Regions from separate parts of the Homo sapiens genome. Here region 2 is linked to region 1. Evidence: chromatin loops called from intact Hi-C (ENCODE). Cell type or tissue: K562. All regions are shown on one strand. Each heading gives the region's core, and the rest is flanking DNA. Links, peaks and the distances in the headings are about the cores only. Region 1 holds the start of ALAS2 (5'-aminolevulinate synthase 2). Region 2 has its middle 31 kb from the start of PAGE2.

Region 1 (10,683 bases), core at 1,316-9,315:
TCCTTCCCAATGACCTGGGAAGTCCCACACACTTTCCTCCATTAGGGCACTTCGAGTTTTTCTCTACGTCACCTCAGAGGTTTGTTAACCTCAGTAGATTTTATTCTTCCAGTTCCTTTTCTGGGTACAGGCAGAACAGAGTAGAAAGAACGGAGGAAATGCATCTGAATGCAACAGGCATTTCTGACAGCCCCCCTAGTCAATGGTTCCAGATTCCTGTCAGCAAGTTGCTCAAGGTCTGATGTGGGAGGAAGACATAAGACAAGGTGCCAGTAGTACAGTGTGATAAATTCTGAGAGAGAAGATGTGGGGGCCCAGAAGAGGGAACAAGATCCAGTGTGGGGGTTTAAAAGGGCCTCCCAGAAGTGATGACCTTTGAGCTCACTTTTCAAAGTGACAAATGGTTAGCCAGCTAAAGAGTTGGAGGTCAAGGTTATTGCAGCTGCATTTGAAATACCTTCTAGAAGAACTGGAATTAATCTTTAGTTTTAAAAATGGTTAAATACACCATGCTATACCCATACTCTCCAATTTACATGCCACTGCATCTCCACTACCTAGCACCACACCTGACATGCTATAGGCACTCAATAAACATTTGTTGAATTAATAAATTAATCCAGATGAAGCAGCAAATATCACAGAAAAGGAGTTAATATTAATATTATTCAAAGTTCTTCTCATCTCATCCTCACAATAATCCAATAGGGTAGGTTCTATGACTGTCCCATTTTATATATGAGAGATCTGGAGATAAGTGAACCAAATAGCTAAGGTGTTGGTGACTTGGTGACTTGGGTGAGTCTGACTCCAGAGTGCATGCTTTTAGTCCACTATATTTTACTGCCAACCCACCCCCAAAATGGGCAAAAAGTAGACCACTCAGAAGAGAAATAGACAACTGATAAAGAAACATGAAAAGACACCCAATCTCATTAATAATGAAAGAAAAGCAAATCAAAGCAACACTGATATACCATTTTTAGTGCCTATAAGATTAACAAATATTTTAAAAATTGAAAATAACAAATGGTATTGGTGAGTTTGTGAGAAAATAGATACACATTTACTCTTATACACCACTGGGTGGGGAGGGGTGTATAACACATGTATAGGACAAATTGGCAGTATCAAAAACTTTAAATGTCTATTACCTTTAGATCCAGGAATGCTTATATTTTAGGATGCCACCCTCTAAAAAAATGCTCTCACAAATGCCAAAAGATGTTCATTGCAACATTAATCATAATGGAGGGGGGAAAATCCTTGGGAATAACCTAAATTTATATCAATAAGGGAGTGTTTAAATAAATTACAGTGCATTCAGATTTTGTAACCTCCATGGTATATTGGCATATGGTTGAATGAAAAACAAACAAAAAAAAGAAATTGCAAATCAATATGTAGACTATGGTCTTATTTATGTAAATATAATATTAATGATGACAATCTGCTCTAAAGATGAAATTGTCTGGTTATAACATGGTCCTGCTGCCTTAGGATTGATAAGGGAAGGGGAAAAAGAGAGTGACAAAAGGGGAAGAAAATGAAAAAGGGAGGAGAAGGTAATAGAAAAGATAAGACAGAGAACTTCACATTTTTAATTGTATATTATGAGAGGAAGAGAAGAGTGTGGGTTCTGTAACTACATTGCCTAGGTTCATAGGCGGGCTCTGTACTTTCTAGTTGGGTAATTATCAACAAGTTACCTCACCTCTCTGAGCCTCAGTTTCTTCATCTGTAACATAGGGATAATAGTACCTATCTTTTAAGGTCCTTATGTGGCTAAATTAATTCATGTAAAGCACTTAGTGAAGGGTCTGGTGCATTGTAAGCACTCAGTCAACAGTAGGTGTTATTTATTTGGGCCAGGCACTGTGGTATGCGTTTTCCATACATGATATTACCAAATTGTTACAACAACCGGGGATCTAGTCTGTGGAAGCTGACTGTTTGAGCTCATAAGCACAACACTGTATTCTAGGTCTGACTCCAGAGCCCTCCCAACTTGTGCCACAGTCACTTCTGGGTTTTATTGCCCTCCTTTTATAGTTGAGGAGATCTATAGTCAGAGAGGTGGTTTTGCTCAAGGTATCCCAGCTCTATGTGGATGGTCTGATTCCAAAGCCCAAATGAGCTAATTTTACTGTCCTATAGAGAGAAGAAAATAGGGAAGAGCCAGAGCTGGGGGAGGGGGTACACTAGAGGGAGGGGCTACTTTGGGTTTTATCTCTAGCAAGGAAGGGACTGAGATACCTTTGGGGCCAATGCAGGGCCAGGCCGGCAGAAGGCAGGGTGGGTGGGGCTGAGTCAGAGGAGAAGGGATAAATGCCAGGTCCTAACCCAAGTACCCACCTGTCATTCGTTCGTCCTCAGTGCAGGGCAACAGGTAAGAGCTGCTTTCAGCCTGGCACCCTATCTCTGGTCTGCCAGCTGGTCTCTCAGGGCTGTACACACTGACTCTCTGGTCTGAGTAGATCTGACTTTTTCCTTTGTTTGTTTCTTAGAATCTGTCTCTTTTTCATTTTCTTTTTATCTCCCATGTCTCTTTCTGTCTTTCCTCATTTTCAGCTTTTTTCTCTCTTTTTCCCTTCGTTACTTTCTTTTGTTAGTTTTCAAGATCATTCATTTCATTTCATCATTCTCTGACACTCTTGCTTTCTCTTATTTTTCCCTCTGAATTCTAACTATCTTTTTCTCTAAATTTCTTTCTCTCCCCCTTTTTGTCTCTTTCCTCGGCTTTGTATCTCTCCGTCTCTGTGTTTCTGTCTCTCTCTTCCTCTCTATCAAGAACGATGGCTTAATATTTCTTCCTGCAATTCCCCATTCCTCTCTCCCTTTGACTCCCTCTACCTGCTGGGCTGACAGCAGAGCTCAGTGGGTCAGAGCCCATGGGGAGCCTAGGGGTGGGGGAAGAGCTAGGGAGGGAAACTAAGAGGATGTGGGGGTGATGGGAATGATGAATTGGGTAAGGAGAGATTTGGGGAATTGAGAGATGAATAATTAGCAGAAATAAGTGAAGAAAGTGGAAGAGGAATGTAGTGTCACTATACAGAAAGTAAACAGATTTCTATTCTCATCCTAATTCACTGTGAGACCCTAGGCAAGTCATTCACTCTCTGAAAAAAAGGCTTGGCCTGTAATTTCCACCACCCTTTCTAGTTTTGATTTTGTGATCTTCTAAATTTTCCTGTTTCTAAGAATTTCTGATTCTCTGATTACAGTTATCTAAAGTTCTGTATGATTCTTTCATGGTGGGAAAGGGGTACTAGGAAGAGAAGTAAGGCCTGATGTTTCCAACTCCTGAAGAGAAATTACCACTTCCCTTCCAGACCTAATTGACTTTTGCAAAGCAGGCCACAAAAGGGGTGGGGGGGTGGGGGACAAGGAATGCTGCAATGAGTGTTTTCTGGCTGTCTGCTGGGGTAGAGTTGCAGTTGGCCCTTTTCACCTCTGGGAGTACAGATTGGGTGCTGACACAAGAGAGGATTTTAAAGTCGTAGGGAAAAACTTTCAGTAATGATCTGTTACTTGGTCTCAAATTTCACCATCATCTCTTTGGTTAAAAGTATTGTTTTAAGAAGATGCCTGGCAAGCATTATCACACATTAGGTACATAAGTTATTGAATGGTAGAGTAAATGAATATTCAACAGTACCTGAAATTCCACTGTAGTTACAGATCTGTTCCTTTGGTAAGGCATTGGTGACAAATGGCATATGACCTGGAAAGAGGCCTATGTTAGTGCAGCAGAGGAGATAAATGTCTAGAGTCAGGCCCTCAGTCAAGAAAAAAAGGTAGTAATATTTGAATCACAGATCCATAATGGTTAAGTTAGGAATCTCTGGAAACAGATTGCCTAGGTTCAAATCCTGCTTCTCCTATGTACTAGCTTTCTGATCTAGACAGGTTACTTAATCTTTTTGGGATTCAGTTTCCCTATCATCACAGGGTTGACATGAGAACACGGCCTGGCACAGAGGGCTCTGTAAGTGTTTGACTATCAGAACTAGGCGGAATCTATGAAATTATCTAGTCCAATGTCAGTGGAGAAACGGAAGCCCAGAGAGGGGAATTACAGAGCCCAAGTTCACACAATAAATTGTAACAGGATTGGGACAAGAATCAATTCTCTAGCTTCCCAAACCCAGCCTGGTATATTCATGTGACTTCCCTTGGCTGTACGTTCATTTTTTCTACATGGGAAATGGAGAAAATAAAAATAATAAAGTCTATCAATTAAATATAATATTTAACACTTTTTTACTGTTTACTCTGGGATAGGTACTCTGCTAAATGCTTTATATGGATTATCTTACTGAATCTTCACAACATTCCTGTGATGCAGATTGTCCTTGTTATTACCAACATTTTCCAGATATAAGATGTACAGCAGGGAAGTGACTTTTCTAAGGTCCCAAAGCTAGTGAGTGGTGGAGCCAGGATTCAAACCCAAGTAGTTTGGCTCTAGAGCCTATACTCTTTATACCCTAAATTGACTAAAATGCTTCCTTGATTCAATTTTACTCACTCTAGTCTCTTGGTAGGTAATGAGATGGAATAGAAACAGAGCCCATGGTAACTAGACTACAAGGTCATGGGTATAATGATGGCCAGGCAGAGTGAGGCAGAGCAAATTTCAGGAAAGGAGTAACAGAACAAGAGAAATGAGAACAGGAGCTTGAAAGAACTTGAGAATTCAACAAATTCCAAGAAGTGGTCTATATTTTCCCAGGACCCTGAGCATATCATGGCCAAAAGCCCCCTAGTAATGATGTGTGTTAATTTCTCCTGTTTTTATATACAGGAGGTAGGTCTTCTCCACCATCCCAAGGCAGGACTGGACTTTGCCTCCAATATTGGGGGCTTTCCTTCCCACTACATACCCCAATGTTGTTGGCATTATTGTTGCCAGTATTGATGTTAGGGGAGTTTACAGGAGCCTGGAGCCTTGTCATCTGCCTTGCCTGCACTTCTGGGCCATCCATTTCTTACCACCAATAGCCAGGGCCAGCTCTAGCCAGATGCTCAGACGTGATTCCAGGAAGGGGCTCCTCTTCTCTCCCACGCCCTGGTCTCAGCTTGGGGAGTGGTCAGACCCCAATGGCGATAAACTCTGGCAACTTTATCTGTGGTCTGCAGGCTCAGCCCCAAGTGCTTTAGCTTTCACAAGCAGGCAGGGGAAGGGAAACACATATCTCCAGATATGAGGTAGGCACTGGATCCAATTCCTTACCTACCTTGTGAAGTGGCCATAATTACCTCACGTTTGACAGCTGATGAAGGCCAAGATCCAGAGAGGGGAAGTGATTTGAACAAGAACATCCAACAATGAAATTGGAGAGCTGGAATTTTAATAAGAAAAGCTAACATTTATTGAAGATTTACTATGTGCCAAAAACTATACTAAAGGCTTAACTTGGATTGTTTCATTTAGTCCCTCCAACAACCCTTCTGTCTTTTCCAATTTCAGGGCCCACATGCCTTGGCCCCACATACCAACCCAGGCTGCTGTGACAGCCCATGAGAGGGGGAGAGGTTGCTCTGGGATGGAACAAGAAAAAGAGGTTGTTTTGTGAGGTACGGGGAGGGTGCTTGTTCTATGAGATCAGGAAGGGAGGGAGATGAAGGAGGTTGCCATATGAGGGCAGGGCCATGAGCTGACCTGTCCCTCAAAACATAAGGCTGAGGGTGCTAGTAGATTCTACTCAGTAACTTTCTTCACAGTGTCAGTGCTTTAGTCTTCTCACATTCTCCCATGTCTCTCCCATTGTACTGTCCCTTATCTTGTCTCACTTTTTGACTCTGTCTTTCCAATTTGCCCTTTTTCTTTACATCTGTCTCTCCTTCTTGCTCTCTCTAGCTGTCTTTCTCTTGGTGTCTCTCAGCTCTCACCCCTCTTAACCCTCATCCCCCTGCTTTAGTCACCTCTCTGTCTCTATCCTTTGATCTTGTCATTTTCTCTACTCTCTTCTCTCTGTCCCTCAGTCTCTCTCTCATCTCCCTCAATTAGGGCCATGATTCTCTTCCCTAAACTTACTTAGCCTTTTGCAATTTCTGGCAGCATTTTTTTATGTTTGTGTCTGACTGACTCTCTACCCCTGCTGGATCCTCTCCACTCCTGTTCTCACTTCTATGAATCTTTGTATAATCCTCTAGACTCATTGATCCCTCCTCATGTCCCTTTCGTGCCCCTTGGTCTATCTGTCTCTGCCTTTATCCCTGTGTGCACTATCACCACCCCCTTTTTCTTTTTTCATTTTCTCTTTCTCTCGACTCAATCTCTGTTTTCATCTCTACCCTGCTCCCTTTCCCTCTACCTTTGATCTCTTTTTCCCCCTCAATTTCTGTTCTTTTAACTCTACCACCACCACCACATCTTTGTTCTCTCTCTACTTTCCTCCTTTTATCTTTCCTAAATTTTCTTTTCTTCTGGCTTTTCTCCTAGTCCCTTCTCCTTCCTCAATTTCAGACTCTGTTCATTCATCAATTTACCCCAAAATTCAACAAATATTTATTGAGTGCCTGTGTGTCATTTGCTTTCTCTTTTTCTGATCTCTTTGCCCCCTTTCTCTTCTCTGTCTTGGCCTCTGCCTGTTTCACTAATCCATAGACTATGTCTTTGTCCCTGTTTTCCAGCCCCACTGGGACTTGCTTTCACCTCTTCCTATATCTGTGCTTATCCAAGAGACAGGAGCAAATTCAAAGACAGCATAATATCAGGCTGGTGGTACACATTCTGTAGGACCTAGGGCCTACCCTTCCTTCCGGATCCCTTGATTTCCTTAAACTGATACATGTGACCTCAAGCTCCTTCTCCCCTCTGGCTGATCCTGCTTAGGAAACACCCTGGGCCAAGCCTCAGGAGCTCTACTCAATGACATATGTTTGCATTAGCAGGCTGAATCTTCACTTGGCTAAGACCAACATTCTTAGAAAGATTCTTGGCCTTAAGTATTGATCAAAGGGTTAGTGGGTTGGCAGTTCTCATCCTGCCACACAAAAACACATTTCAGTGATCCTCATCATCACAGAGGTAGTCAGTGCCAGAATGTGAGTCAGAATCCAGGCTTTCTGACCTCCAGTTAGAACTGTTTCCTTCACCCCTTTGCCCAGTAGTCAGTTTCCTATTTCTTCCTCCCTCATGTTTTATTGGTACATGTTAACATTGGGAAAGAAGTTCTTTCCCTGGAAGGGCAATAAGAGCATCTCGGAGGCAGCAAGTTTTGGGTGGGAAGCTGAAGACGAGGATCAAAGGCTTGGCTTTTTGCCAGGCCCTCATGATGGAACCTCATCTCTTCCATGTCTTCTGCAGGACTTTAGGTTCAAGATGGTGACTGCAGCCATGCTGCTACAGTGCTGCCCAGTGCTTGCCCGGGGCCCCACAAGCCTCCTAGGCAAGGTGGTTAAGACTCACCAGTTCCTGTTTGGTATTGGACGCTGTCCCATCCTGGCTACCCAAGGACCAAACTGTTCTCAAATCCACCTTAAGGCAACAAAGGCTGGAGGAGGTAAGAAGAGGCTGCTAGCAAAAGGGGAGAATGTTAGGGTCCTGGGGTAAAAGTTCCAAGTTATACTGGCCATCTTTGCCTAATAATTAGGACGGTTCATGTGAAAAGTGTCAAGATAGCATGAACTGGCCCCAAAATATACCCAGAATCTGTCTTCTGCCAGGTTCTCTAGAAAGAGTCTCATTCTCGGCCAGGCACAGTGGCTCACGCCTGTAATCCCAGCACTTTGGGAGGCCGAGGCGAGTGGATCACGAGGTCAGGAGTTCAAGACCACCCTGGCCAAGATGGTGAAATCCCATATCTACTAAAAATAAAAAAATTAGCCAGGAGTGGTGGTGGGCGCCTGTAATCCCAGCTGCTTGGGAGGCTGAGGCAGAGAATTGCTTGAACCCAGGAGGCGGAGGTTGCAGTGAGCCAAGATCATGCCACTGCACTCCAGCCTGGGCAACAGAGCGAGAATCTGTCAAAGAAAAGAAAAGAAAAGAAAAGAAACAGTCTCACTGTCATGTCCCTCACACACTATACTCCAGACATGCTGAAACTACTTAAAATTGCCTAAATCAACTATTCTGTCAAGAGTTTGTGCCTTTGCTCCTGTCAGATTACCCTCTCCTAGACCCTGTACTGGAGAATCTCATACTTCTCATTTGACACTAAGCTTGGCCATCATCTCCTCTGCAAAGCCTGCTTAGACCTCCAAACTGTCTAATTCCAATTCTGGCTCATTTCCCCTCCCTCTTCTGGACTTCTGTAGCCCATGTACTTCCTCTATCCCAGCACTGTTCACAATGTGTCTTCAGTGTATGCCATTCCCACCAGTTTAGTAGCTCCCCTAGCACAGGGACCAGACTCATCTATCTCTGTGTCTCTACAATAGCCTGAGATAGGGCTTTAGGGGTACATTAGATCTCAGCAATTATTGTTGAGCTGAACTTATGACTAGAAATGCACCCCAAATTACTCTCTTACCTTTGCATAGATTCTCCATCTTGGGCGAAGGGCCACTGTCCCTTCATGCTGTCGGAACTCCAGGATGGGAAGAGCAAGATTGTGCAGAAGGCAGCCCCAGAAGTCCAGGAAGATGTGAAGGCTTTCAAGACAGGTTGGAGTCAAGTTCCACCTTATGCAACCTTTACTCCTAATGCTTGAACACACTACGTCACAGTCCTGAGCTAGGCTAATACAAAAGCAGCCAGTACACATCCCATGATGAGAAGTCCAGTCTTTCCAGGGGAGCCATGGTAGGCAACAGTTTAGGCTGTATGCTGAAGCACACCATACCTGACAAACACATATGTACGGGCTCCTGAAACTTTTAGTCATTATTCTAAGATGAGCCCTCTAGAATTTTGACTCCTCTTTTTCAGGTGGCTAAACTGATCCCAACAGGCTGGGGTCCCACATTTCAGCAAGACCACTCTATGAGAATATGGATTTGCATGAAAGAGAAAGAGCTGGGAGTAGGTACCTCCTTTAACCAGGGTGCAGATCCCCAGGTCAACTTAATTAGTGCAGACCACCCAAGATAATCACCCTTGAGATATGGCCACACTGTTGACATCTTTCATAGGCCCCTTTGGGATATCATTAAGGACAAAAACTTCAAAATTGAAATTTAATGATGTTTAGAAAAGAAGAGTAAGGTACATTATCCTGCATCTACTTTCTAAATGCAGGACCCAGGGTGGCTGCTCCAGTTACCTGAGCCAAGGGAAAATCCTAGTGGAGAGAAGTATGATTCACCTTATAGAAGGTTTCCTAACAATGTAATAGTCTCCATTCGGGGGGATAAATAGAAGCTCACCTTGGAGAAGATTTCTTCTCGCTGTAGAAGCTGCCCTTACCTTATAAACTTGAATTTTCATGTGTTGCATTGAGCTTAAAGAGGACAACACATGCTTTCTTTTTCCCCCATTCTCTTCACGGCCAATGAATCTCACATTCCGTCTCAGATCTGCCTAGCTCCCTGGTCTCAGTCAGCCTAAGGAAGCCATTTTCCGGTCCCCAGGAGCAGGAGCAGATCTCTGGGAAGGTCACACACCTGATTCAGAACAATATGCCTGGTGAGTTTGCTGAGGTGGAAAAAAAGGGGACCGGAATAGGGAAGGCATTCTGAAAGGGCCTCTGTCACAGTAGGGGAAACAGTACAGAAGGGCCTTGGAACCAAAGGAAATTTGAGTTTAAAATTTAATGCTGGCACTTGCTGGATCTAGGTGTTTTGGCAAGTAAGACACTTTCCTTCAGTGGCATTTAATACCTACCTCAATAGGTTACCATGAGAAGAAAGTGAAATTACATTTATGGAAGTGTTTCTAATGAGGCTTCATTAAATATTAGGCTTATTTCCATTATTTCTTCTCTATGCTTCCCTCAAAAACTTTCACCCTTCATACAGCACCTTTTCCCCATTCTTATATGTGTTTATATTCCTTTCCATAATGACATTTACATTATTTTCTAATGTAAAAGGAATATGATTCATGGTAAAATATTTTTCAACATATACAGGAAAGTATAAGGAGGGAAATTTAAGTCATGCAGAGTTCCACCATTAAGTTTTTGTTATATTTTCTCCCAGATATTTTTCTATGGCTACACACACACACACACACACACACACACACACACCCTCTGCTCTCTTCACCACACCCATGCTTTTGTTAGAAGTGTGATCTTATTTTACCTGGAGTTCGTTATGCTGTTTTGTTCACTTAAAAATATGTCATGGGTATAGTATGGATTCAATATCATTCAGTTAATCAAGCATCTATAATTTAAGTTGTTTCCAATTTTTTGTATTCTCTCAGTTTAGATTGTAGGTTGGTTTTACATACATACAAATGTACTCAAAGAAAATGTATAGTATTACTTTTTTCAATTTTTATTTTTACCTAATAATATCTTGCTATATATTTTACTCTGTGCCCTTTTTTCACTCAACAATATACTGTGGAAATGCTTCCACTTTAACACATATGTATCTACCTTATTTTTCAATGCTTCAAAATATTTTGTAGTATAGATATAATAGAGATTATTTGGCTACTCCTCTATTTGGTTGCTTCCAATTTTTTCTATTACAAACAGTGGTGCAACAAACATCCTTGAATGTATCTCCTTGTGTACACAGGCAAGTGTTTCTCCAGGATAAACACTCAGTGGTGGAAATTCT
Region 2 (10,683 bases), core at 1,787-9,786, 92 kb before region 1:
AACAATGATAATCTTTTGTTTACAAAAATCACAGAAAAACACTGAAAATGAAAATTTCTCTTCCTATGTTAATTTTCCATAAGTAAAATATCCTAACAAAATATATTTCAAATATTGTATATGTTTTAGGTTATAAGAAGTATATGCAAGTTTAAGCACAAAGACTGGTGTAGTAACTATGAAGAGAATTCTTTTTAGAAGGCTAGGTTCACAAATCCTTTTTATATTTTGTCCATTAAAATTAAAAGTTTGCAAAAGCATTAAAGGTCCTTTTAAGAATACTTAGGAATTGTAAGAGGCCAATTACTTATTTCAGTCTTTTATTAGATCTGGGTGCCAAGGCATATCTATCTACCTTGTCTAACTCAAATAGCAGCAAGAACCAAAGGTGCAAAAACTTTAGCTAATTTAGTTCTTGGGTCTCCACTAAACTTACCAGTTCCCCAAACTATGTATAATATTCTATAGACAGGAAATCCTCAGCGCTTCTTGGCTAGTCACCTACCCTCCTATGAAACATCATCGCTTTCCCCTTAACACATCCCTGTGCATTGCTGCACCTTCCTCCTTTGCCTGACGAAGAAAAATATATGATTTCTTAACTGTGTTAGGCAATTATCCATATCCTGCACAGACCTTCTAAAGACATCCTTGGATATCCTTGCTTTAATTCTGTTTGTGGTTCATACTGAAAAAGAAAAGCTAATAACTGGCAAGTGAGTTCTGCTACCCCAGACTGGAATTTACCCTTGAAATGTAACTTTCTCTCAGAAATTAAATCTGTTCATTCGGTTAAGTTACTTGCCCTTGTCTAGTCCTGCCATCTGACAAAATATGAATGAGCAAATATTTATACTGGTCACAGGTATGGTTTAGGGTTAGTCCATAACTTTGAAATGTTATAGAAACAGAGTTTTCAGGACTCTGTTAGAGAGATCTCTCTGTTAGAGAGATAAAGAATCTAGAAATGTTTGCTAATTAACTTTTATGATTTTATGATTGCCATCATAAAAGTGGGGATTAGAAAAATTATTTTATGTATTACAATAGCAAAGACAAATTGGCAGTTATATAGAATCAACATTGATGGGATAATTTTACAATTATTGCCACACACTCAGATGATGCCTCTAGTTTTGCTACCAACATGTACAAGCTGCATTTCCAGAACACACACCTAAGCAGCCTCTGCATGACCTAATACCTGGAGATCTGGTCTTCTGGAAAAAAGTCATTGAGGAAACACTGTCCTTAGGCAGCAGTGGAAAAGACCTTATCAGGTACTGTTAACAACATCATTTCATCCAAACTACAAAGGAAGACAACTTCTGTACAAGACACCATTAGTTTTCCAATTCATTGGCACCTATTTTTTTGGTTTAACAATTAGAATTGCTTATCCTGGTGTTAGATAGGCAGACATGAGCAGGGCAGGGGAGCCCCCCTCCACCCCCCGTCCAAGGAATGCCAGGTGACCACCAGGTGATGGTCAGGCAGTTGAACTGTTTCTATAAAATAATAATTGGCACAGCTGATGCCAGAGAAAGACGGTCTCCTAATAGAAAACACTTGGAACTGGTGATCAGCAGCTTCCTGATAAGATCTCAGGAGTTGGGTGAGTGGGCTGAAGCATGTGCACTAAGAAGCAAAATGGCAAAATTTAACCAGTATATGACCTTCTGTGAACGCGTGACTGGTTAGGGAATAATGCCTCAAGTGAGCATGCGCACAATTTCAGTAAACACGCTGTGCATACGGCCCCTCCCTAGTGCTGGTAGGGTCACTGTGCATGCGGACGGTCCTCCTCAAGGGAAAAATCAAGGGAGAAGAAATGCAAACCCAGAACCATGCCAATGTATAAAGCCCCAAGTCAAGGGCCAAATGGGGCACTTGGATCTCTCAAGTCATCCACTTGGCCTTCTTCCTAATGAACTTTGCTTCCTCTCATTCCTGCTCACTCCTGCTCTAGAGCTTGCCTTGGTCTCTCCCTCTGCCTCATACCTACTTCTACCCCTCGCCTGAATTCTTTCCTCTGAGGAGGCAATGATCAAGTTGCTGAAGATCCATACAGATTCACCGCTAGCAGCACTGGTGAAAATGAGTGACTGCAGCTTTTTTTCCAACTAAACCTTTGACCATGGTTTTATCTTTGCACCTTCAAGATAAAAATTGAAAAGATGAGGTAAACTAAAAATAAAATCCCAACCCCCCCAATGCCTGAATGGATCCCTTCTTGACCAAAGGGACCCTAGAAAAACTTTAAAACTGTAACTGAAAAGTAGGTTAGTTGCTTGCTGCATGTAGAGGTTTAATTAACAAGAGCAAGGCCACAAAAAAAAGTGGATTTATTCCAAAGCTAGCTTGGGGGAAGGGGCACAAAGCATCCTGCCTTTAAATGTGCCACTTCACCTTTGGAGCAGAAAGTGGGCATTTTTATAAGGTGAGGGGGAAGTGAACAAGTGCAGGGGTCCCCCTGCTATCTTGGTGTCTTATCTATGGAACAGGTGAGTTGGTACCTTTCCAGGCAGAAGTCATAAAGTGGCTAAGCTTTCATGCTTTCAATAAGCCCTCCTGGTGGATGAAAGTTCCAAGGCAACCCCTGGAAGATGGAAGTTCCAAGGCAGCCCCCTGGAGGTAAAAGTTCCATGGTGCTTTGGTCTGCAAATCAACTGTCAGCTCTGGAGAAGAGATCTGTCTTGGAGCAGCACATAGTTTGAAGAACTTGTCCTGTAGGGAATGTCTGGTAAGAGGGAAGTGAAGGGTTATATTTGTATTTCTATGGACTAAGTAGGAAATGGAGAGCTGGGGAAATGAGAAAAGAGAGAGAGAGGAAAAAATAATTAAACAACCTCTAAAAAAATGAAGGTTCTCAGTAACAAAGCTGAGCTCCTGGCCATGAAGGGAAGGGAAGTCAGACATGCCCCGTTAAACCCCTCTCCCTTTTATGGTTAAGACACAGCAGCTTCCCAGCATTAATGTTAAAACAGAGATCATAAGACTGACAGAATGGACTCTTTGTGGCAACAAGATACCAAACTACAAACAAGACCTAAAGCCATGCCAGACAAGAGTAACAAACTCTGTTCTAACTGCTACAAGGTGTTTCTTTTTCTCTAGCAGCCAAAGGAGCACTGGTCTAGAGATAAGCAATATTAAAATAATTGTAGCTTATCACCAGATACTAACTGACCTCCTGTTTCACAAGCCATAATGACAACTTTGATTGGACAAGAGACTGATTTCAGGAACTTTCTCCAGATAAGAAGACCACCAATCATGGACTGGTTCTGGTCAGTTTACAGAGGCTTCCCACTTGAGTGCTTTTGCATCCTGAGAAGACCTTTTGACATATAGGGCCTAATTGTAATATGTTTAAATGTTAACATCTTCACCACAAGGTTAACATGGGTCATATGTTACATACGTTTGTTCAATAAGCATGCATCAGGACCACCTTCATGAATATTTCTAGCTTCTTCTGTAACCTGATGAATATGTATATTTAGCCAATCTGTTCAGAATAAAGCACCTTACCCCAACCCCTCCTTCTTTGAAGTGCACCTCTCTGATCTTTGCCAGAGGCTATGCTTCCCAGCCTGTGAGAAGGCCACCTTGCAGGCTGTAACCCTTTATAAGAAATAGTCTCCTTTTTCCAAATTTATAATCCTGTTTTTTTTTACATTAACAATACTTAATCATAGAATTATCCCCCACTTCCTGACGGTGTTCAATTAGAGAAAAGCCCCACTTTTTGAGTCCTCCTGCAAATCACCTAACATAAGCCCAAGTCCTATAGAAAAGATTCTAAGAAGTACATTCTAGCACCATATTAATGAGATGCCCCAATGTGCTCCGTGGTGTATGTTTTCTCCCTCCGTGAGACTTTGTTCAAGGTGTTCCTCACGTTCTTTGTCTGGAGGGTACCAGCAGAAGATACATGATGGGTTTACATAGCACAAATGATTAAAGTCTCATAACTTACGCCTGTTTGGCACTTTGTTTTAAAATATTTCAGAGTATCATTTTGTTTTATGCCAAGAGATTTTTCTAAAATTAAGTATGGCATCATCATAAAACAGTAGAACTGAAGTGCAGGGAAAGCAGCAACTGTAAAAGCGACTCTTGAATTGCAGGGTTCTAGGAAATGCTATCCTAAGTCATACTCTGCTAAGAATTATGTCATCTTTTGTGTGGAGTTCACGGAAAAGTTAATCAGGTTCTCATCGTCATCCCTGAATCTTACAGCTGACTAGAAGTGTTTGCAGGATAACATAAATATACAAACTCTGGATTGGAATGGGAAGATTGAGGGGAGGTTTCTGTCAGTCTTACTTCCAAATGAAGTTAGTTAATTCAATAAACAGGAACTCAGTGACATTTAGCAGGTTTCATCCAGCCAACTGATGCTGGATCTGCAAAGACCAATTAAACATAGTTCTTGCCCTCAAGGTGTCATAGGAGGCAGAAAGAAATTATTTAGGTAGACATGATAAAGCCAGTCCCTGGCAGAAAACTCCTTTTAACAAAAAGCAGCTCAAAAATAGCTCCCTTTCTAACCTTATGCAATTCAAAGAAATCACTTCTCTTCTAACAACAAGCAACCTGAAAGAGCAGACAGTAAAACACAGATAAGACAGCTCAGACACAGAAGGAGGTGGGGGAAGTCTCCTGGGTAATTATCAAACTTCACACTTATACAATGGGCCCCAGTAAAACAGTGGGCCTTAATAAGGACATTCTTTTCCCTTTAGGCACACTAAGCTAGAGAAGCTAAAAACACACTCCAGGGGATGCCTGCAGCTGCAAGAAGATGTACTGAAACAGACACAGAAACTCTCCCTCCCAGATAAGCAGGACAAAGAAACACAGACTAAGAGTCAGCCTATGTGGTCAGGGAATGGGATAAGAGCTGATAAAAAAAAAAAACAAAACAAAACAAAAACTCTGCTCTGTACAGATAGCACACCTCGTCCTAACTAAACTGTCAGGCCCTAGGAGGATAAGACATCCCCTCTTCACAAGCCCCCTCCTCGCTGCTAGCCCATTTATAAAAACCCTGACATTTTTACTACAACTTGGCAACTGGCTCAGGACCCCTCTCTGTGATGGAGAGCTGTTCTTTCCTTTTGCCTATTAAACTCCTTCTCCAAACTCACCCTGTCTGTGTGTGTGTCTGCGATCTCGATCTCCTTGGCCATGAGACCAAGAACCTTGGTATTTACCCCAGACAACGAGGCTGCTTCAAAGGGTCTCACAGTCTCCTGGGAGAGGAGATCCATTAATTCAATCCAGAGTTACCTGTGATGGCCTATGGTGTGCTGGGCACTGTGCTAGCTGCTGTGCATACAACAGTGATCAAAAGAGGCAGAGGAATCCACCCTGGAGGAGTCTACGTTCTCTGAGGAGTGACTTTAGGGGAGTGACTGACAATTTACAAGCACTGAAAGACATTAATAAGCAATGGCTCTACTAATCCAAACTTGATTCTGTCTCTGTAAGTAGCTTTGAAAAGTCCCATATGCTACAAATTCTGTATCACATGCTATATTTCCATTATTCCCTATTCTTACATGCCCACACCAGAGTCACTGAGCTGAGTAGGGCACACCATGATGCGATTGTGATTACATATCCACCAAAAAACACCCCTGATGGGCCAAGAAAATACAACAGTTCTGTACATGTTACATGAAGAGGCTAGGCTGTGGAGAATTTGTTACCTAGGGGAGCCCTTGTGGTAGCTTCCTCCAGTGGACAGCAAACCCCCACGACTATACTTAAGCTATACTAGCTTGTCTCTCTATTCATTCTCATTTTCTTTGAAAACTCCCAGGAATGTTTTATTCTTCTCTAACTGCATTTAAGCTGTAAACAGGAAACCTACAATAATCATATAATAATAACCACAAAACCCACATAGCTGAAAATTTTTTTAAAACACTAAGTATCTCATGACTCAGAGGATAGATTTTGCTGAAAGATATGAAATACTTTATTTGGGAGGATATCTGTGGAGTAATGCTCCAAGTAGTAGAGTCTACTGCTGCAGACTCTGTGGGGACAACATGTTCCTAATATGTAAGTTCCAGACTCTTCAAACACTACTCTAGCCCCAGATAAAATAGCAAAAGGGTGAGCTTCCAATTAGTAGGAGTGCAGAAACAGATAATTATGCAAGCAATTACAACAAACTGATGTGCTCTACCTAACACTTTAAGAGAATGAAGGTAGGCTAAAAGAGGATTTGGCAGGGAAAACTAGCCTAATGGAGGGGTGACAGAGAAAGCTTGCCTGAGGAAGTGCTCTGCAAGCTGAAATAACCAGAAGATCCCCAGAGGAAGGCAGAGTGTGTGTTTGGGGGGAATATTAAACAAAGATGGGAAAACATGGCTAAGGTTCTGTGAGCCAAAGACAATACAGATAACCTGGTGGCCTTGATTGTCTCAACCCCTTCTCTACAGGGGCCACATTTTATTTTCTGGATTTGACCTGAATTTCAATACATTCCAGTGTTTGGATGTGTATCAATGTTTTCAAGCAACTTCCTTCTGATGGGCATTTAGATCATTTGAAGTTTTCTGCTCCTGCCAAGAAAACTAGAGTGATAACATTGTTCAAAAATCTTTGTATGCCTGTGTTGTTATTTCCTAGGAATAAACAATTTTTTTTTTTGAGACAGGGTCTTCCTCTGTCGCCTAGGCTGGAGTGCAGTGGCACTATCTCTGCTCACTGCAACCTCCACCTCCCAGGTTTAAATGATCCTTTCACCTCAGCCTCCTGAGTAGCTGGGACTACAGGCACACGCCACCATGCCAAGTTAATTTTTATATTTTTTGTAGAGATGGGGTTTCGCCATGTTGCCCAGGCTGGTCTCAAATTCCTGGACCCAGGCAATCCACCCGCCTCAGCCTCCCAAAGTACTGGGATTATGGGATGACCCACTGCCCCTGGTTGGAATAAATAATTTGAAGGGAAGTTACCGTATCTGAGGGTTTTTGTGCTTATACCATTGGTGCTTATTCCCAGGCTGTACAGTCCTACCTGCAAGGGTGCTAATGCTGGTTCACCACATCCTCACTGTGGTAGGTATTCTCTAAATATGGCCATCATCAAGAACTTCCTTCCCTGTCTGCACTCATTGATTGTCATGCTATGAGATGGAGTCTAACTCCCTTCCCCTTGAATATGGGCTGTGTTGGAGCAATAGAACGTGGCAGAAGTGATGCATGTTTCTTCCAAGTCTAGGTCATAAGAAGACTTAATTCCACCCATGTCTCCTAAAACTCTCACTCTTGGAGTGTTCCTTCTGAGAACACAAACATCATGCTAAGAGAACCCCAAGAGATAGGGAAAGGCCAGGTGGAGGATACAAAGTTGTAAACCTCAAATAAGCCAACAGTCAGCATGAAAATCCAGTCATGTGAGTGAGTCTACTTGGAAGTCCAGGCCAGTGGAGCCTTTGGAACACCACAGTTGCCATTCATAACTGACTACAACTGCATGAGAGACCCCAAGAAAGCTGATACCCGCCAACCCATAGAACTATGTGGGACACAGATACATTTTTTGCTTGAAGCCGCCAAGTGGTGGAGCATTTTTTAAAATGTAGCAACAGATAACTGGATCATTCACCATCACTTTTTCTCTTTTATTTAATTATCTTACCCTGTGAGTAGGTATAAGGAGGATGATCAGATTTTAGCCCATATATAGAATATCTCTTATGCCCTTGTTTAATTAAAGAAATGAGATCCAGGCAATCCTACTGATTAGATATTAGGTGACTGGTATAATGATGAGTCAGAAGTTGTCATCGCCCAGGACCCCAGGACCAAACACTAGAACCTTCTAACATATTTTACTATTTCTTGATGTAAGACATTATAGGACAGGGTTTAATAAAACTGGCTTTGGAATGAAGCAGATCTGAGTTAGAATCTGAGCTCCAGCACTTACTACTTCTGTGAACTTAGGCAGTTACTATGATTCTGTGGACCTCCATTTCCTGATTGGCTAACTGGGATGATGGGAACAGTTAAAAGATAAGTGAAGGCACATCTTTTGATGCTGTGTCTGGTACGTTAGAAGGAGTAAGTAAATGAGAACTGTTATTGCTATTATTATTAGTAGTAGTAGTAGTAGTAGCAGCAGCAGCAGTAACAATAGCAGTAGCAGCAACAGTATTGTGATTTATTAAATGCCCAATATATTCTAGGTATTGTTATCATTATATAAGGGTTTTTTAGTCAAAAGCAGTTTGAATCTCTTCTTGTCTGCCTGGAACATGGCATCAATTCTAGATCCATATCACCCTCTTCCACGCTTCCTTGATCAGGGAAGATATAGCTTTTCTCTGCAGGATAACTTGTAGGAGGCCAGCCCTGGTTATAGCCTCCATGAGTCTTGTCTGGGTGAGGCCTTGAGACCTAATTCCATTTCTCCTGCTCTCCTGGAGGTGGGAAACATGGAGACCCAAACAGCCCAGCCATGGCCTGGGAAAAGTCATGCACACTGTGCCTGGGTAAGCCACACATCAGCATGGAGGACTATGCCAGGACAGCTGGGCTTCTAGTCTATCCTTGGTCCAGAAAAAGGGCATTGAGTGTAGGGGCAAGATTTATGTCATTTTTTCATTTCCTTTTTTTTCTGCAGACCGTACTACTCTTAGTTGTTCTGTGCTAAGCGGAATTAAAATGACAAACTGTAAATGAGTGAAGACCTCACAGACAGATTTCACAGATGTGTCTGGAGAAAATGGTACCATTTCCTCCCTGGGTTTGTGGGACCTTTTGTAAGTGCCAATGGGATGGGTGAGACCTCTTTGAAGTCTCTGAATGGGATCTGAGATTCCTGCCGGACAAATGTACAGAAAGTCTGAGCCCTGAACAAAGGGCTTTTCCTACTTTTAAACATCTTAAGGCGGGAACTACGTGAGGCAGGAAGCAAGTTACAGAAGCAAGAAACAAAGGCAGCATTTACAACATTTCTTACATCTTGAGAGAAACATGTCTTGCAACCTAAACTTATCGGTCTTGCGACCCTGCAGCCGTGCAGGAACTCGCTGGGCCTGTAATAAACTTTGAGGAATGTGGAGCTGGGGAGTATAGATAAGGTCCACTGTCCACAGAGAGAAGACAGGCTGTTAATATTCTCTTTTAACTTGACTGTAAGGTCGGGGGGGGTCATATTTTGCAGCAACTTTAAGAGGATTTTAAAATATCTATTACTACTATTAGGTTATAGTTGATTTCATTAATTCCTTCTTCAATTTAAAGCTATGGAGTTTGTGACAAATTGTTATGGCAGCAATGGAAGGTTAATTCAATAGGGAAACACATTTCTCATATTGAAGTAATCAGAGAATCTCATTCTAGAACATATGAGGTATCATTAGACATGTTTCAATATTTTTGATCTCCTTCATTAGCTTATACTTCTTTAAACAAGTTTGTCAGGAATATCTAGTGAGTGAATGACTCCTTGGATAACCAGTTTGCCTGTGTGGAGCAGATATTGGGCATCAGAGTTGCACTGTTATTGGAAATTTGGTCATATGATAATATGTCAAACAATCAAGTGCTCATGGCTTTGCTTGGCTCCATGGCTTTGTTTGGCTCCATTGCTCCAAGAAAAATAAGAAAGGATTTCCATATGGCAATGAGCAGTATTTATTAACAATGCTCAATAACTGGTGTGTGTGAATATGGAAAATCAAACAGGTGTTATCTCCTGCAAGGGAACTCCTGACATTTGATAAAATCCACTATTGTAGGGTGTTGTGAATAGATTTAAAGGGGAGCAGTGGGTTTCCAATTGATCACTGCATATGGATAGCATTTTTAATTTGTGTTTGATACTCAGTGTAACAGGCTGGTTAACACTTTGGCAGCAGTGATCCATTCATTTCTCATTAACCCACTCTGTGGATGGAGAATGGATTAAAGCTTAACGTTTTAGTAGCAATCCAGCCTATAAAAGAAGAAAGGCCTCATGTATTTATTATACTTAGCAGATTTGAAGAATGTAAAGGAGTGAACCAAGATAAGGAGGAAGTATGGGTGACGAATGTGAATCAAAACAGATGACCATATCATGATGGGTAACATTCACAAGATTAGTAACATTCACAATGCAAAGGACTTTGCATTTCAAGAGACATAGGTTGAAAATGTGTTCCACCACTTAAGTTGCTTAACCTCTCTGTTCCTCAGTTACCTCATCTGCAAGTGGGGATTATAATATTATACATCATAGCGTGTCCTGAGAGAAGCTGTTCCCGACCACTTGGGCTAAGGGGCCCCCCTCTGTGTTTCGAGCCTCCCCTTTCTCATGCCCACCATGGTTTTCATCTGTTGTTTTGTCATTATCTTCAATATGGCTCCCCGTCCCCACCAACTGTGAGCTCTTTGAGGTCTATTAACCTGCAGAAAACATGGATGTGTGAGAAAAGTCCACCAAAGCACAGATCCTGGAGCCTGGTGCTCACTGATGCTCTGACACATTTATGTATGAGTGATGATGACCCATGCCACTCAGTACAGTGTAGCTATTTTTTTGGGGGGGGTAGGGGGATGGAGTCTCGCCCTGTCACCCAGGCTGGAGTGCAATGGTGCTATCTCAGCTCACTGCAACCTCTGCCTCCTGCGTTCAAGCGATTTTCCTGCCTCAGCCTCCTGAGTAGCT

Evidence for each region. A loop is a pair of places that touch in the nucleus more often than their neighbours do. Peaks named below come from ENCODE experiments on the same cell type or tissue, not always from the same donor. Only the 100,000 strongest peaks of a DNase experiment are listed, where the experiment ranks them.
Region 2: a loop joins it to region 1, with 7 times the contacts of the local background. A loop is called at or near these places in 1 of 110 quality-filtered maps.

The regions. Positions count from the first base shown.
Region 1 is chrX:55,022,648-55,033,330 of GRCh38, reverse strand. ALAS2 (5'-aminolevulinate synthase 2) reads left to right here and starts at 2,354. Exons shown (of 11, transcript NM_000032.5): 1 at 2,354-2,389; 2 at 7,316-7,511; 3 at 8,491-8,613; 4 at 9,464-9,574. The coding sequence starts at 7,331. It also overlaps a transcript of PAGE2B not described here. RefSeq lists a cis regulatory region at 5,118-5,137, an enhancer at 2,349-7,330 and a silencer at 8,595-9,574. In K562, for the core only: no CTCF peak of the experiment used is centred there; DNase peaks (open chromatin) are centred at 2,250 and 5,080; H3K4me3 peaks cover 299 bases.
Region 2 is chrX:55,115,168-55,125,850 of GRCh38, reverse strand. No RefSeq gene overlaps it. Among named protein-coding and RNA genes, the nearest start is that of PAGE2, 31 kb to the right of the region's middle. RefSeq lists a cis regulatory region at 8,925-9,222. In K562, for the core only: no CTCF peak of the experiment used is centred there; a DNase peak (open chromatin) is centred at 9,100.